2 separate regions of the Homo sapiens genome follow, and region 2 is linked to region 1. The links are chromatin contacts, found by Hi-C or POLR2A ChIA-PET in ENCODE. All regions are on one chromosome and are shown on one strand. Each heading gives the region's core, a stretch centred on a gene start or an enhancer-like site at or near the end of the contact. The rest is flanking DNA. Distances are from core to core; before and after follow the strand shown.

What was found. Hi-C counts contacts between places; a loop is a spot of excess contacts on that map. ChIA-PET counts read pairs that join two places held with the same protein, here RNA polymerase II (POLR2A). Pooled maps may share reads with other maps.
Region 2: a map of naive thymus-derived CD4-positive, alpha-beta T cell shows a loop between it and region 1 (17-fold over the local background). The contact joins the promoter of BLCAP here to the promoter of AHCY in region 1. A Hi-C loop is called at or near these places in 1 of 168 maps with a recorded cell type or tissue (naive thymus-derived CD4-positive, alpha-beta T cell) and 5 of 50 pooled maps. POLR2A ChIA-PET finds 5 or more read pairs at or near these places in 1 of 52 experiments (RWPE1).

The regions. Positions count from the first base shown.
Region 1 is chr20:34,298,920-34,306,209 of GRCh38, forward strand. AHCY (adenosylhomocysteinase) reads right to left here and starts at 4,436. Exons shown (of 10, transcript NM_000687.4): 1 at 4,324-4,436. The coding sequence starts at 4,351. RefSeq lists a silencer at 3,811-4,040 and enhancers at 4,611-4,660, 4,681-4,800.
Region 2 is chr20:37,525,075-37,532,070 of GRCh38, forward strand. BLCAP (BLCAP apoptosis inducing factor) reads right to left here and starts at 2,802. Exons shown (of 2, transcript NM_006698.4): 1 at 2,719-2,802. It also overlaps the pseudogene PPIAP3. RefSeq lists enhancers at 1,170-1,888, 2,606-3,323, 2,645-2,694, 2,785-3,094.

The DNA.
Region 1 (7,290 bases), core at 3,186-5,685:
GGAAGGGCCCCCTGTCCAGTGGACACGTGACCCACATGACCTTACCTATCCTTGGAGGTGACTCACATTCTTTACCCTGCCCCTTCTGCCTTATATGCAATAAATAACAGCGCAGCCCAACATTCGGGGCCACTACCGGTCTCCGCGCATTGATGGTAGTGGTCCCCCGGGCCCAGCTGCCTTTTCTCTTGTCTCTTTGTCTTGTATCTTTATTTCTACACTCTCTCGTCGCCGCACACAGGGAGAGACCCACCGACCCTATGGGGCTGGTCACTACACTATCCCTGCTCCATGGGGCCTGATTCCATATCCCCTCTCCTCCTTAAGGACTTCCATACTCCACTAAAACTGCTCTTCCGTCCAAAGACCAGCCTGATCTCCATACCTGATGCAAAATTACCTAAGACCATGTTTCTACCAGCAGCACAGATTGCATGAATGACTTGCCCTCCTTCCTGAAACCCTTTCTTTACTTGGCTTCTGTGACTGTCCTGTGCTTTTCCACCTACCTTCCTGGTTCCTCTTTAGCTAACAGACTTTAGGGTTTGGGGGCCCTCAGGGCTCCATCATCTCCCAGTTCTCTTATGTTTACCAATTAAGCTCATCCAGTCTTATGGCTTTACATACCTTCTCTACGGGGATGACTCCCACGTATTTATATCCAGCCCAAACTACTCCCCTGAACTTGAGACTCGATGTGATCCAACTGCCTCCACAGCACCTCCACTTGGATGTCCAGTTGGATCTATTATGTGTCATGTTGGAGTCCTCATGGCTCCTTTGCCCCCACTACCGGTTACTCTCCCAATCTTCCCATTTTAGGAAATGAAACCACCATTCAACCAGCTACTCTGCCCAAAAACTTAAGATTTGATTCCTCTTTTCCTCTTTCACCTCAATCAGCACGTTTTTGGCTCAACAAGTGAAATATATAAGCAATCCAACTGCATCTCACCACCTTCATCTAAACTGTCACTTCTCAGGCTGGGCGCGGTGGCTCACAGCCTGTAATCCCAGCACTTTGGGAGGCCAAGGTGGGCGGATCACCCGAGGTCAGAAGTTCGAGAGCAGCCTGGCCAACATGGTGAAATCCCATCTCTACTAAAAATACAAAAATTAGTTGGGCGTGGTGGTGGGCACTTATAATCCCACCTACTCAGGAGGCTGAGGCAGGAGAATTGCTTGAACCTGGGAGGCGGAGGTGGCAGTGAGCTAAAATAGCACCACTGCACTCCAACCTGGGTGAGAGGGAGACTCTGTCTCCAAAAAAAACAATAAAGAAATAAATACACTGCCACTTCTCAGTTGGACACTGCCACACTCTCTTCACTGGTCCCATGCTCTAACATGCCATTCTCCCCACAGCAGCCAGAAGAGGGAGGCTCTTAAAAATTTAAGTTACATCACCTCCATCATTCTACTAAAGTAAACAAAACTAAACAAGCAAACCCTCCAATGGCTTCCCTCAATCTTCGGGCCCTATCTGCATGACTGCCTGCCCCTCCTCCATCTCTCCACTTTCCCCACTCACTAGCTGTTCAACACACAGGCTTCCTGACTGACTTCAGGCAAGCTCCACTCATTTCCACCTCAGGGCTTTAACCCAAGCAGTTCTCGGCCTGGAAGGCTCCTCTCAAGCACCTAATACAGTACCTGGCACACAGTAGGTGCTGAAAAAAACCTGGAAACAGGAAAGAACCTAGTATATCCCTGCTAGAGGAACCAAGAGTGCACCAGGGTGACTCAAATAGAGGCATAAGATGAGTTGGGACTTCAGTCCCAGTGAAGTGGGGAACCTACAGTTTTCAGGGGCCAGCATTCAGAGACCAGATTTGTCTTTTGAAAAGACCCCATTGGCTGCTGTGTGGATCTGCGGAGCAAGAGATCCAGGGAGACCTGCAAGGAGAGAGACCAGACTGGGGTGGTGACCGTGGAGACAGACAAGTGGCAGATCTGCTCACATAAAATGGAGACAATACTACTTTATCTGTATGCATGTCTGTGCCACCCCTGTCTCTGGGTCACCTTTGTGTCTCCAGCATGACCTGGCTCAGAGAAGGGGTCAGCAACTGTTTACCGACCATATCTGTCCTCAGAACTGAATGAAAGATCCATGAGAGGGGCTGGCACGTGACAAGGGTGGCAAAGAAAAACAACACAAATCTGAACCTAGTCTGAGTCCCAGCATTTACTAATGACCCAGAGAGGACCCAGAGAGGAGTTTGCTGCAGGTTCCATAGCCAATTAACCGCAGAACCAGAACTGGCAGCCAGGCAGGGCTAGAGCAGAGGCCCCTCTCAAGGCCCCTCCTGGGAGGGGCCCGGCTGTATGGGACAATGGGTTATGCCCTGTGCTGCTAAGCTCCACCCCTCCACCACCACATGTCCCTCCAGCTAAAAATAACTCCTTCAGTGCCCTCGAGGACACTGTGCCAGCCCCACAGTTTTCCCTGGGACCCTCAACTCCAAAGGCACAGGAGAGGCTAGATGCTGCAATCTCTGGAGCTAAGGACTTGCAAAAGTCACAGGAACACCTGTCCCCAGGACAAGCCAAGAGGAACAGCAAGAGCCCCTGTAAACATCAGTTTCTTCATCTGTAAAGTGTGGATAATCATCCCTAGCTTGCTATGCGCCTTAAGTAAAGATAATGCCATATGATCAAGATCTGGCATACAGCAGGGCCTCCTTCCTCCAGCCCCACCCAGCTAAGCTCCCCATCCCCAAATCCAGCTTTATCTCCACCCACACAACCCAATGGCCCCAATCCTGACCCACTAATCTCTCCACAGTATGACAAGCCCCCATTCCAGCTCTACTATTGATGTGACCTTCACATAACCTTTCTGGGTTCAGTTTCAGCATCCACACAATGGAGACAGTCTACTCTGGTAGCAACTTGATGAACTACTTCAACAGAATCTTTGCAAGTCACCTCCCAAGGGCCTCAGTTTCATGCTCTATATAACGGGATTACGTCCACCTCTATGAAGATTATTGTGTAAACACACGTAAATCACCAGATATACAGCAAGTGTTTCCATAAATGTGGATGGCATTCTCCAGACTTAATAGTGTCTTTTTTTGTTTGTTTTTTTTTTTTGAGACAGGGTCTTGCTCTGTTGCCCAGGTTGGAGCGTGGTGGTGCAATCTCGGCTCACTGCAACCTCCGTCTCCCCGGCTCAAACAGTCCTCCTGCCTCAGCCTCCCGAGTAGCTGGGAATGAAGGCGCCCGCCACCACGCCCAGCTAGTTTTTGTATTTTTGGTAGAGATAGCGTTTCACCACGTTGGCCAGGCTGGTCTCGAACTCTTGACCTCAAGTGATTCGCCCACCTCGGCCTCTCAAAGTGCTGGGACTACAGGGGTGAGCCACCACACCCGGTCCAATAGTGTCAAAGTTACTTGAAAAGCTACCAGCCAAACTGAACTGGTTTTTGCTGAAAATTCACTAGGATTGTTCCGCGTGTATTCGCTTGCACACAGTGGTGAAAGGGTGCGCTCAGAGATCTAGATGGCCTGCGTTCCAATCTTGCTCCATCACCACCAGCTGTAAGACTGAGGGCAAGTTACCTCTGCCTCAGGATTCTCATCATAAAATGAGAACAGTTTCCCTATAGAGCCATGAGACTAGAATAAAGCTAGAAGGCAGTGCCGATCCCACAGGAAACACTAAGTAAACGTTAACTATCCCTGTATTACACTTCAATCGGTGGGACAGCAGGATTTTTCAAACCACTCCAAATTTTCTTCGAGATTTCTGCAAGGCTGCCCCTGCTGGAGGGGTGGGGGACCCCACAGGTTGGGTAACTGGCCCAAAGTCCCAGGGGAGAGGAGGATCGGAGCCGGCCTGGGGCTCGCTTTCCAGGCCTCTCCTCATACACCCTCCGGGGTGCCCTCGCCGTCCCTGTAGGAGGCCCAGAGAGGGGTGGACGCTCGTCGGGGCCGCCCAGCTGGACAGGGTCCGGTCCAGGCCTAGGAGGCCGGGCGCAGGCCCCCCGAGCAGGGTCCGGCAGGTGCCAGCCGTCCCAGGCCGTGGCCAGGTGTGCTCTCCCGCGGAGCACGCCGCCAGTTTGCGGCTCGCAGACCGCGCGGCGGCCCCGGCGTCGCGGGGCATGCTGGGACTTGTAGTCCACGGCCACCCGGAACGGCCCGCTCATGGCCGCGCGAGAACTCCAACTTCCAGCTGGCTTCGCGCGGCCAGAAACGCGCCGAGGCTGCGATTCCAGGGGGTCCAGAGAGCCCCGAGTCGGCCCTGCAGCCCCCGCCACGAACAAGCCCCGGGCGGGTGCCGGGCGGCCGCAACCGGCTGCAGGTCCTGGGACTCACCGACTTTGTAGGGCAGTTTGTCAGACATGCTGGCGGCACTCGTGATGGAAACGGGCGAAGGGGGCTGGGCCTCAGTCTGGGAACAGGAACTGGGCGGGCAGCGCCGAGCAGGGATATGCGCGTGGCGCCGACGCCTTTAAATATCTTCCTCGCACTTGCATATTCATGACCCGCTGGGGCGGGGCCCAACGCGCAGGGCGGAGCCGGAGGGGATTTCGATCCCTGAAAAGAAGCCTCAGAATTTCACAAGGCGTGGCCCCAGGAGTCTCACTCACCGGTCCGGAAGGGAGCGCCGGGAGAGGCCTGAGAGCCAGCCGGGCCGTCCTCTCGCTGGTTCAGCCAGTTGATTCAGTGTCAAAACCCAGCGGAACTGAAATTCCGCCAGTTCACTTCCCTGTGCCTCAATTTCCTCATCTGTAAAATGGGCCAAATGACATCTGCCACACAGATTATTATAAGTAAAGTTGCAGGCCAGGCGCGGTGGCTCACACCTGTAATCCCAGCACTTTGGGAGGCCAAGGCGGGAGGATCGCTTGAGCCCAGGAGTTCAAGACCATCCTGGGCAACACAGTGAGACCTGAACTCTACAAAAAAAAATTAAAAATTAGCCGGGCGTGGTGGCGCGCGCTTGTGGTCCCAGCTACTTGGGACGCGGAGGCGGGAGGGAGGATCTTTTGAGCCTGGAGATCGAGGCTGCAGTGAGCTATCATCCCACCACAGCACTTGAGCCTGGGCGAAAGGGCAAGACCCTATCTCAAAAAAACCAAAACAAAGTTAAGTTGCCATTTGTCAGGTACCTACTGACATCCCAAACATTCGCCTTACTCCAAGTAACCAACACCCTGAATTTAAGTAAGTTTGCATACATTTCTTATACTTTTACTGCATCCGTATATCATTAAATAGTTCTGTGTTTAGCACCTTTATATATCAACCGTATTTACCCTTCTGCAACTTGCTTTTTTCTGTGAGCATTATATTTATGAGACTCATGCATATAGCTTGAGTATATTCATTTTTGCTGCTGTATAATTCAGTCATCCCAGGCATGGGAAGGGGAAATTGGTTTCAGGACCTCTGTGGACTCCAAAACCCTTCTATGTTCAAGTCCCTCATATAAAATGAGGCAGTATTGGCATATAACCTATGCACATTCCTCCGTACACTTTAATCATCTCTAGATTACTTATAACTAATATAATGTAAATGCTATGCAAATGGTTGTTTTGTAATTTGTATTATTTTTATAGTTATGTTTTTTTAATTGCTTTTTTTCCCCTGAATTTTTTTTTTTTTTTATGGAGTCTCACTCTGTCGCCCACACTGGAGTGCAGTGGCACCATCTAGGCTCGCTGCAACCTCCACCTCCCGGGTTCAAGCAATTCTCCTGCCTCAGCCTCCCGAGTGGCTTGGATTACAGGCACGCACCACCACACCTGGCTAATTTTGTTTTTTCTTTTTTTGAGATAGAGTTTGGCGCTTGTTGCCCAGGCTGGAGTGCAATGGCATGATCTTGGCTCACACCAACCTCTGCCTCCCGGATTCAAGCGATTCTCTTGCCTCAGCCTCCCGAGTAGCTGGGATTACAGGCATGAGCCACCACGCCTGGCTAATTTTGTATTTTTAGTAGAGACGGGGTTTCTCCATATTGGTCAGGCTAATCTCGAACTCCCGACCTCAGGTGATCCGCCAGCCTCTGCCTCCCAAAGTGCTGGGATTACTGGCGTGAGCCACCGTGCCCGGCCTCTACTCATTTTTTAACCTAAAAATGAGAAAAGAATTAAACTCTTCTGGCCGGGCGCGTGGCTCACGCCTGTAATCCCAGCACATTGGGAGGCCGAGGCGGGCGGATCACGGGGTCAGGAAATCGAGACCATCCTGGCTAACAGGGTAAAACCCCATCTCTACTAAAAATACAAAAAAAAAAAAAAATTAGCTGGGCGTGGTGTCGGGAGCCTGTAGTCCCAGCTACTCGCAAGGCTGAGGCAGGAGAATGGCGTGAACCCGGGAGGCCGAGCTTGCAGTGAGCCGAGATCGCACCACTGCACTCCGGCCTGGGCGACGGAGGGAGACTCTTGTCTCAAAAAATAAAAAATAAAAATAAGAATTAAGGTCTTCTATGACATAGTAAATGTATTGGTCTCACTTGATCTGTACATCTGACCTCTGTCTGAGAGTCATGAGGGCCGATGTCAAGCAGAGACTTCCTGAGGGAACGAGGGTCCACGCCTGGGAGGTGGGCAGCAGGGTCCTCACGCATCCCTTTCAGCATTCTGCAGTGCATTGCAGTGTGTAGTGAGTCGTGTCAGTCTAACTAAACGTAGGATCATGTTACTAGGTTGTCCTACGAGAACAGAAAAATGGCTTCAAAATATTCCTGCAAAGAAATGGCAAGTTCCAGATACTGTGAAAATTACCAGCACAGCAAACAAGTAGAAAAGGACACAGCTGACAGGTCTCTTTCTGGTATGAATGCTGGTCTTTGTCAGCCATGTTGTAAGGAATGTAATAAAATTTGAGAAAACAATGAAAAAGACACTTTGAAATATGAATTTACGGACCAGGCGCAGTGACTCACACCTGTAATCCCAGCACTTTGGAAGCCGGGGCGAGTGGATCACTTGGGGTCAGGAGTTCCAGACCAGCCTGGCCAACATAGTGAAACCCTGTATCTACTAAAAATACAAAAATTAGCCGGGCGTGATGGTGCACGTCTGTAAACTCAGCTACTCAGGAGGCTGAGGGACAAGAATTGTTTGAACCCAGGAGGCGGATGTTGCATTGAGCCAAGATTGCGCCACCGCACTCCAGCCTGGGTGACAGAACAAGACTGCCTCAAAAAAAAAAAAAAAAAAAGAAAAAAAAAGAAATGTGAATTTACATGCCCTCTCATTAATTAATGATGACTCTCATCCTCACTGTATATCGTGCTTTGAGATATCAGCTAATGAGATATTTGCTAATATT
Region 2 (6,996 bases), core at 1,552-4,051, 3.2 Mb after region 1:
CTCGCCCCAGTGTGACTCATCAGCAGGCAATGCCCACACCTCCTCCCTTCTGAACCCCATATCTTGGCAGGCCTCAAAACTGGGAGTTTCTGTGGTTTTCCACACTAAACCCACAGAATCATGAACATACCAACATGTGTTCTCCATGAAGGCTGACCCTCCCTTCGGAGCTTTTGAGGGGTATGCCCATAGCCCCACTGCCCTTCTTGATGCTCTAACCTCAGCCCAAGTGACAAGGTAGCAGATTTCAGGGAGGTAGGCCAAAGCAGCATGGTAAGAGCTGGCTGCTCTGGACACAGCACCTCTTGTGCCCCCACTTAGAGGACAAGAGGCTCCTGGTAGCCCCAGAGCTTTCCATATCATCTTGGCAAAGCCCTTTTCCTCCATCCGTCCATCAGCAGGGCTGTGAGTGTGGCAAGGTGAGATGACAGATTTCCAGGCAAGGGCTGCCCTGGTGGCCTGCACCTGCACGTGTGGGCTTCAATGTGCAATGTCCACTCCCCATTTGCATCCTCCACCCACAAAACTTCATGTTCTGGCAGCAAACTTAACCCACCAGAGAAGACAGTGCATTCACTTTCCATCCAGTGCAATGCCATGCAATGCCTAGATGGTCCAAACACACCTTGTTTATAAAATTTTTTCCACAAACTATACCATTAAACATTTTATTCTGATAGAGAGCAATGCGAAGAATTGAAAATGACTAGTGTTTTACTGCACAGCCCTTAGTCACAGTGCTGAACGTCCCCTTTGCCTAAACCATCATTGCTCCCAGAAGACTTTGCCCCCACAAGGCCAAGGACAGAGCAGATCGGTTGGGAAGGAATTGGGAATAGCTCTGTGGGACTCCAGCAACAGGTGAGAGACCCTTGAGACTAATACTCCAGGATGTTAGTTTCTTAGCCTAACGAACTGAAGTTAAGTCCAGAGGTGTTTAGGTACCATGACTTTTAGGGGTGCAGGGTGCTATGTGACACTGTTACCTTTATCTGTGGAATATTTGAATTGTCACTGAAGGAAGGGATGTCTGCTGTCAGGGAAGGGCAGGGGCAAGTTCCTTGAGCTTGGGCAACGGATTACTGTTGGATCGGGGAGCAGGTTTGCTGTGAGCCATTTACTAGATATCTATTTTGAAATGTGTATCTCCTCAGGAGCCAACACCCCAAAGGGAGATTCTGAATTTGCAGTTAACTTCCCCCCCCCACCGCCCCCACCCCCCCTCAGAGATTTAAACGTGTGCACTCATGCACATACACAAAACACTAGTCAAACAACAATCTCTTTTCCCCCCGGTAACCTCTGACTTCCTCTATATGCCCCAGAGACACGTTGTCACCATCTTCCCTGGGAGTGATCCTGTTTATCCTCCCCTCCCCGACTTGCCCTCCCACAGGGCCCATGCATGCCCCAGCAGGATCCAGATTCCTGAGCATTTCCAGAGCAGGAAGTCAGAGAGGCAGGCAACGCGTGGTTCTTGGTATATCGCACAGGGACAGGCTTGAAATGGAATGCATGTGTTTCAAAGATAGGAGAACAACAACAAAAAAAGACAGTCTAACCCAGATTCCTCTTTGAAACAACATATTACAGATTAAAGGTTAAACTGTTTTTGGCAGCAACTCTAACAAGACTAATTTCAGATATGGAATTGACCTGGTCACTGGAAACCGACCAGGCTTCCCGTGATCAAATCTTTTAACAGATTTGCTTGACATTAATTAGTCTCTGATTTAAAACAAACAAGCAAACAAGATCTAACACTTGGCATTAGCACTTAAGCTGGAACTTTTTTTTGGTCCCAGCTTTGGTGTTGCCGTCCAGAAGGCTGACGGGATGACTGGACCATGTCAGGCAGGGCAGAGAAGCCGTCCCCAACACACCAGTTCCCTGAAAGGGATAGACGATCCAAACCTATAAACAGAAAGGCTGTTTCTTTCCGAGGACAGACCCCAGTCTCCCAACATTCGGCGATGAAATGGGACACGGAGGCCTGGAAGGAAACTAAAGGAGATTTGGAAAGGGGAAGGAAAAAACAACTGTCCCCCATCCCCCATGCTTCCTTTCCAGGCCATTAGTGCGCCAGGCATTCCGTTCCTTCAGCTGCCCTTGAGGGCCACTCCCCACGTCTATAGAAGGAAAGGGAAGGGATGTCCACCCTTGATGTAAAGTTGGAGGGAGTAAGAAGCGCCCGCGACTCTTAGCAGAGCGTCAGCCTATCACCCCAGACACCGAAGCGGAGCCTCAGGAGACCCTCTCTCCCCTCACCCCCACGTCCCCCCACCTCCCCCCCAAAAAAGCAACTAAAGCAACGCAACTAAACTGATGGGGACAGAATGACAGGCCTCTCACAAGCTGGGCACCCTGCCGTGGAACCCGGGGCTGCAGAGATGGTGGTCGCGCTCCCAGCCCCGTGCCCCCGGCTCTGCCTGTCTCATCCTGCAAGGGCGCTGACCTTGGACAAGGCCAGAGCCAGCACCCAGGAGTACTATGACCCACCTCCGGGCTGGGAAGGGACCCCCCAAGGCCCAGGCTAGGTCCAATCACGGCAATCACCTGAAGCCGGACAGGGGCGCCCTGCCTTCCCGGGGTATGCGGAAGGAAAACCCCAGTGACGGGGACCCGGCGACGCCTAAGGTGACCCAGAAGGGACAATATGGCGGCGCGGCCGCATGGAGGGCCTCTCATCCCGCCCCAAGCAGGTTGACGCCACGGTACCTGCAAGCCCTGCCATGGCGCCGCCGCCACTGTCGCCGTCTGCCGCAGCCTGCCTCCACCTCAGCTCGCCACCGACGCCGCAGGAAGCCGGGGAGACGCCCCCTTAGTCTTCTAGTCGAGCCGGCCGAGGACCCATCCTGGGATCGGGCTGTCTACCGCAAACGCCTGATCACAAGGTCCGAAGTGGGGGCTCATCCTCGCCCCATTTCCCGTAAATATCAGCCACAGACCACCTTTGAGGACTTTGTATGCACTTTTACAAAACTCTGGGAGCCCCGAGATCTTCAAGCCCGAATAATTTTTATCAGGCGCAGTGTGGACAGCCCCGAAGCGCGGCCGGGTCCCCTCATGCATATGCAGCAGATTGTGATCCTTACTCCGTGAGCGCTGGGCGGGCCGGGTTGTGTTCATGTTGGTGAACCCGCTTCGTTCTTGCCCGCGTGGATGGTCCGTGGACTCCGGGAAAACCTTCTCGTGGCTCAAAGTCCACCCCCTCCCTAGCGTTTCATCATGCAGCCAAGGCTCAGGAGCTGAAAGGTCCGGGCTCAGAACTTGGGACTGCCTTGGGTCAGGCCTCGGCTCCCCCACTTGCCCCGTACCTTGGGCCAGCGAGCCCCTCGCCCACCCCGACCCGGCTTCTGTTGAAATGCCCACCTTAGGGCTTTTATGAGGCTTGAATGAGTCCGTGTAGTCATTTATTAGCTAATTAAGCATATTCCTTGGGCGCTTACTGTACCCAAGCGCAGTGCTAAGGGCAGGTAGAGTCGGTAACCTGGGTCTGTCCCTGACCTCAAGGCACTGCCAGTCTAATGGCGGGTAGGCGGGGAGACAGTCATATAATCACTGTATATTAGTGACTTTAATCAATACATAATTACACATCATGGGAAGTGCTGTGAGAAGAAGTAGAGAGTGTTAGGAGAAATTAATGGAGTACTAATGTAGGGAAAGGGTGGAACCTCCTTGGGAAGATGGCATTTAGGTTGAGAAACAAAGGACGATTAGGGTAAGAGTGAGAGGGGAAATGTTCTAGGCAGAAAGAACATTTGTCCCAGATCTGGAGCTGGGAAGCGGCAGAGTTGGGGTGAGGTGAGCACAGAAGAAAACAGGTCAGCTACATACTGAATTTGGCTTTTCTCTTGAGAGTCAGGGAAGCCATTTTCATCAGGAAGAGGATAGCAAATTAGGATTTCTGAAAGGCCACCCAGGCCGCATGGCTTGGAAAGCACTCAGGAGTGGGTGTAGGCAGACCAGTTAGGAGGTGGTTGCAGCTTTCCAGACAAAAGCCAATGCTGACTCAGACAGGGTGGTAGCTTGGGGAGGTGAAGGGAAGGGTGGAAGATTGGACTTGGGTGGATGTGGAGGCATTGGCAATAACTCCTCGCTAGGTTTTAGCCTTGAGTAAATGAAAGGGTAAAAGATTCCTTGACCAAGACAATAAAGCCTGAAAGAGGAACGGACTGAGGGGGAAGATCAAGTTCGGCTTTGAGAAGTTAAGTTTGAAATGTCGGGGCAACATGCAGGCAGAGAGGGTGAGTAGGCAGGTTTATGTGACACAGAAGCTGCGAACGGAGGCTGGGGCAGGAGATACATATTTGGGGGCCATCAATACAAAGGTCATGGTGCTGGGTGAGAACGCAAGTGAAAGAAGGTGGAGAGAAAAGAAGAGGAGGATCCGGGAAAGGAGACTAAGAAGCAGTGGCCAGTGGGGTAGAAAGAGGACCAAGTGAGTGTGGGTCCTAGAGAGGAGGTTTCAGGAAGGAGGGAGTGCTCAGTGGGGCTGATGCTGTTGAGAACAGAAATGGAGCCGTTGGGGTTTGGGAATAAAGAAGGTTGGTGGACTGTATCTTTTATGTTGCAAGTTAAACACACAACTACATCAAGTGGCTTAAAAAAATAAGTAGCCTGCCACTCAGTGGCTAGGCAGTGTCATCAAGGACTGAGGTTCATTTTATCTTCTGTCCTTGTGCTGGTTTATGCTCATGGCCACAAGATGGCTATCCAGTTCCTGAGGTCACATCCAAAGCAAGGAGATGTCCATTTCTCCTCCAGCTGAGACTCAAAACAGGCCTGAATGTGGCCTCCCACCATCCTGCTGCTTACAGGCTAAAGGATCAATGCATCCATGGCAGCCACACCCAGTATCCAACACTGAATGACAAGAGGAGTCTTGTAGTGGAAGCTCTTGTTTAGAAAAAGAGAGAGCTGGCTTTGCAGATGCCGCTGGGATCCCCATACTATCAGCCATGGTCAGCCCCACCTTGTTCTTTGACATCACTGTCGATGACGCGCCCTTAGGCCCCTACTCCTTCGAGCTGTTTGCAGACAAGATTCCAAAGACAGCAGAAAACTTTCGTGCTGTGAGCACTGGAGAGAAAGGATTTGGTTAAAAGGTTTCCTGCTTTCACAGAATTATTCCAGGATTTATATGTCAGGGTGGTGACTTCACATGCCATAATGGCACTGGTGGCAAGTCCATCTGTGGGGAGAAATCTGATGATGAGAACTTCATCCTAAAGCATACAGGTCCTGGCATCTTGTCCGTGGTAAATGCTGGACCCAACACAAACGGTTCCCAGTTTGTCATCTGCACTGCCAAGACTGAGTGGTTGGATGGCAAGCATGTAGTCTTTGGCAAGGTGAAAGAAGAAAGAAGGCATGAAGATCGTGGAGGCCATGGAGCGCTTTGGGTCCAGGAATGGCAAGACCAGCAAGAAGATCACCATTGCTGACTGTAGACAACTCCAATAAGTTTGACTTGTGTTTTATCTTCACCACCAGACCATTCCTTCTGTAGCTCAGGAGAGCACCCTTCCACCCCATTTGCTCCCAGTATCCTAGAATCTTTGTGCTCTCGCTGCAGTTCCCTTTGGGTTTCATGTTTTCCTTGTTCCCTTCCATGCCCAGGTGGATTGCAGAGTTTATGATTATGAAATAAAAACTAACAAAAAAAGAAAAAGAGAGCTGAATGTTGAGAGGCTGTGGAGCAACAAATTCTTGCAGTGCTGACGGCAGAGCAAATTGGTACAGCCACTTTGGAAAACCAGCATCTACAAAATCTAAACATACACCTATGCTGTGATCTAGAATTTCCACTCCTAGGTATGTACCCGAGAGAAATGAGTGCCTATGTTTACATGGAGACTTGTGCAAGAATGTTCATAGCAGACTTATTCATAGCTCAAATTGGAAATAGTTCAATGTCCATCACTGGAGAATGGATAAATTGTGGCATGTTCATGCAATGGAATACTGTGTTTTACATATAAAAGAACAAACTACTGTTACATGTAATAGCACCAGTTAATCTCACATATAGTATGTGGACTAAAAGAAGCCAGATACAAAACAGTACATACCATATGAATCCATTCATATAAAGCTCAACTAATCTATAGGGTTAGAAATCAAAATGGTAGTTACCTGGGTCAGGTCAGGAGTAGGGATGGGAAAGGAGCAAGAGGAGCTTTTCTGGGATGCTGGAAGGATTATATCTTCTTCTGGCTGGTGATTATGTAAGTGAAAATTCATCAAGTAAAAATTCACCATAAGACTAGGGGACTTCGGGAGGCAGAGGCTGCAGTGAGCCAAGATCGTGCCACTGCTCTCCAGTCTGGGCGACAGAATGAGACCCTGTTTCGGGGGAAAAAGAAAGAAAGAAAGAAAAAAGACTGGGGGCTTTATATACTTTACGTATGTTATACCTCAAGAAAAATAGAAGAAAGGGGCTGGGTGTGGTGGCTCACGCCTGTAATCCCAACACTTTGGGAGGCCAAGGCAGGTGGATCATGAGATCGGGAATTTGAGACCAGCCTGGCCAACATGGTGAAACCCTGTCTCTACTAAAAATATAAAAATTAGCTGGGTGTGGTGGCACGCGCCTGTAATCCCAGCTACCCGGGAGGCTGAGGCAGGAGAATCACTTGAACCTGGGAGGTGGAGGTTGCAGTGAGCCAAGATGGCACCACTGCACTCCAGCCTGGGCGACAGAGCGAGATTCCATCTCAAAAACAGAAACAAGAAAAATGGAAGAAAGGAAGGGGTCCTGCCATCCCATGGAATGTGACATGCTGCTAAACAAGGATCAGGTCTGTTTTGCGGGATACCACCTTCCAGTAACTTCAGGCTGAGTGTTAGCATGTACAAGGCCTCAGTGGCCAGCCCTTTCTCCCTGGGGCCCAGAAAACTGGGGAAGCTGAGGCAGGGCTTCTAATGCACATGGAACTCGCTCCTGCTCAGCTGGACCCTTTCCCCTCTGTCCTCAAGATTGCTCCACCT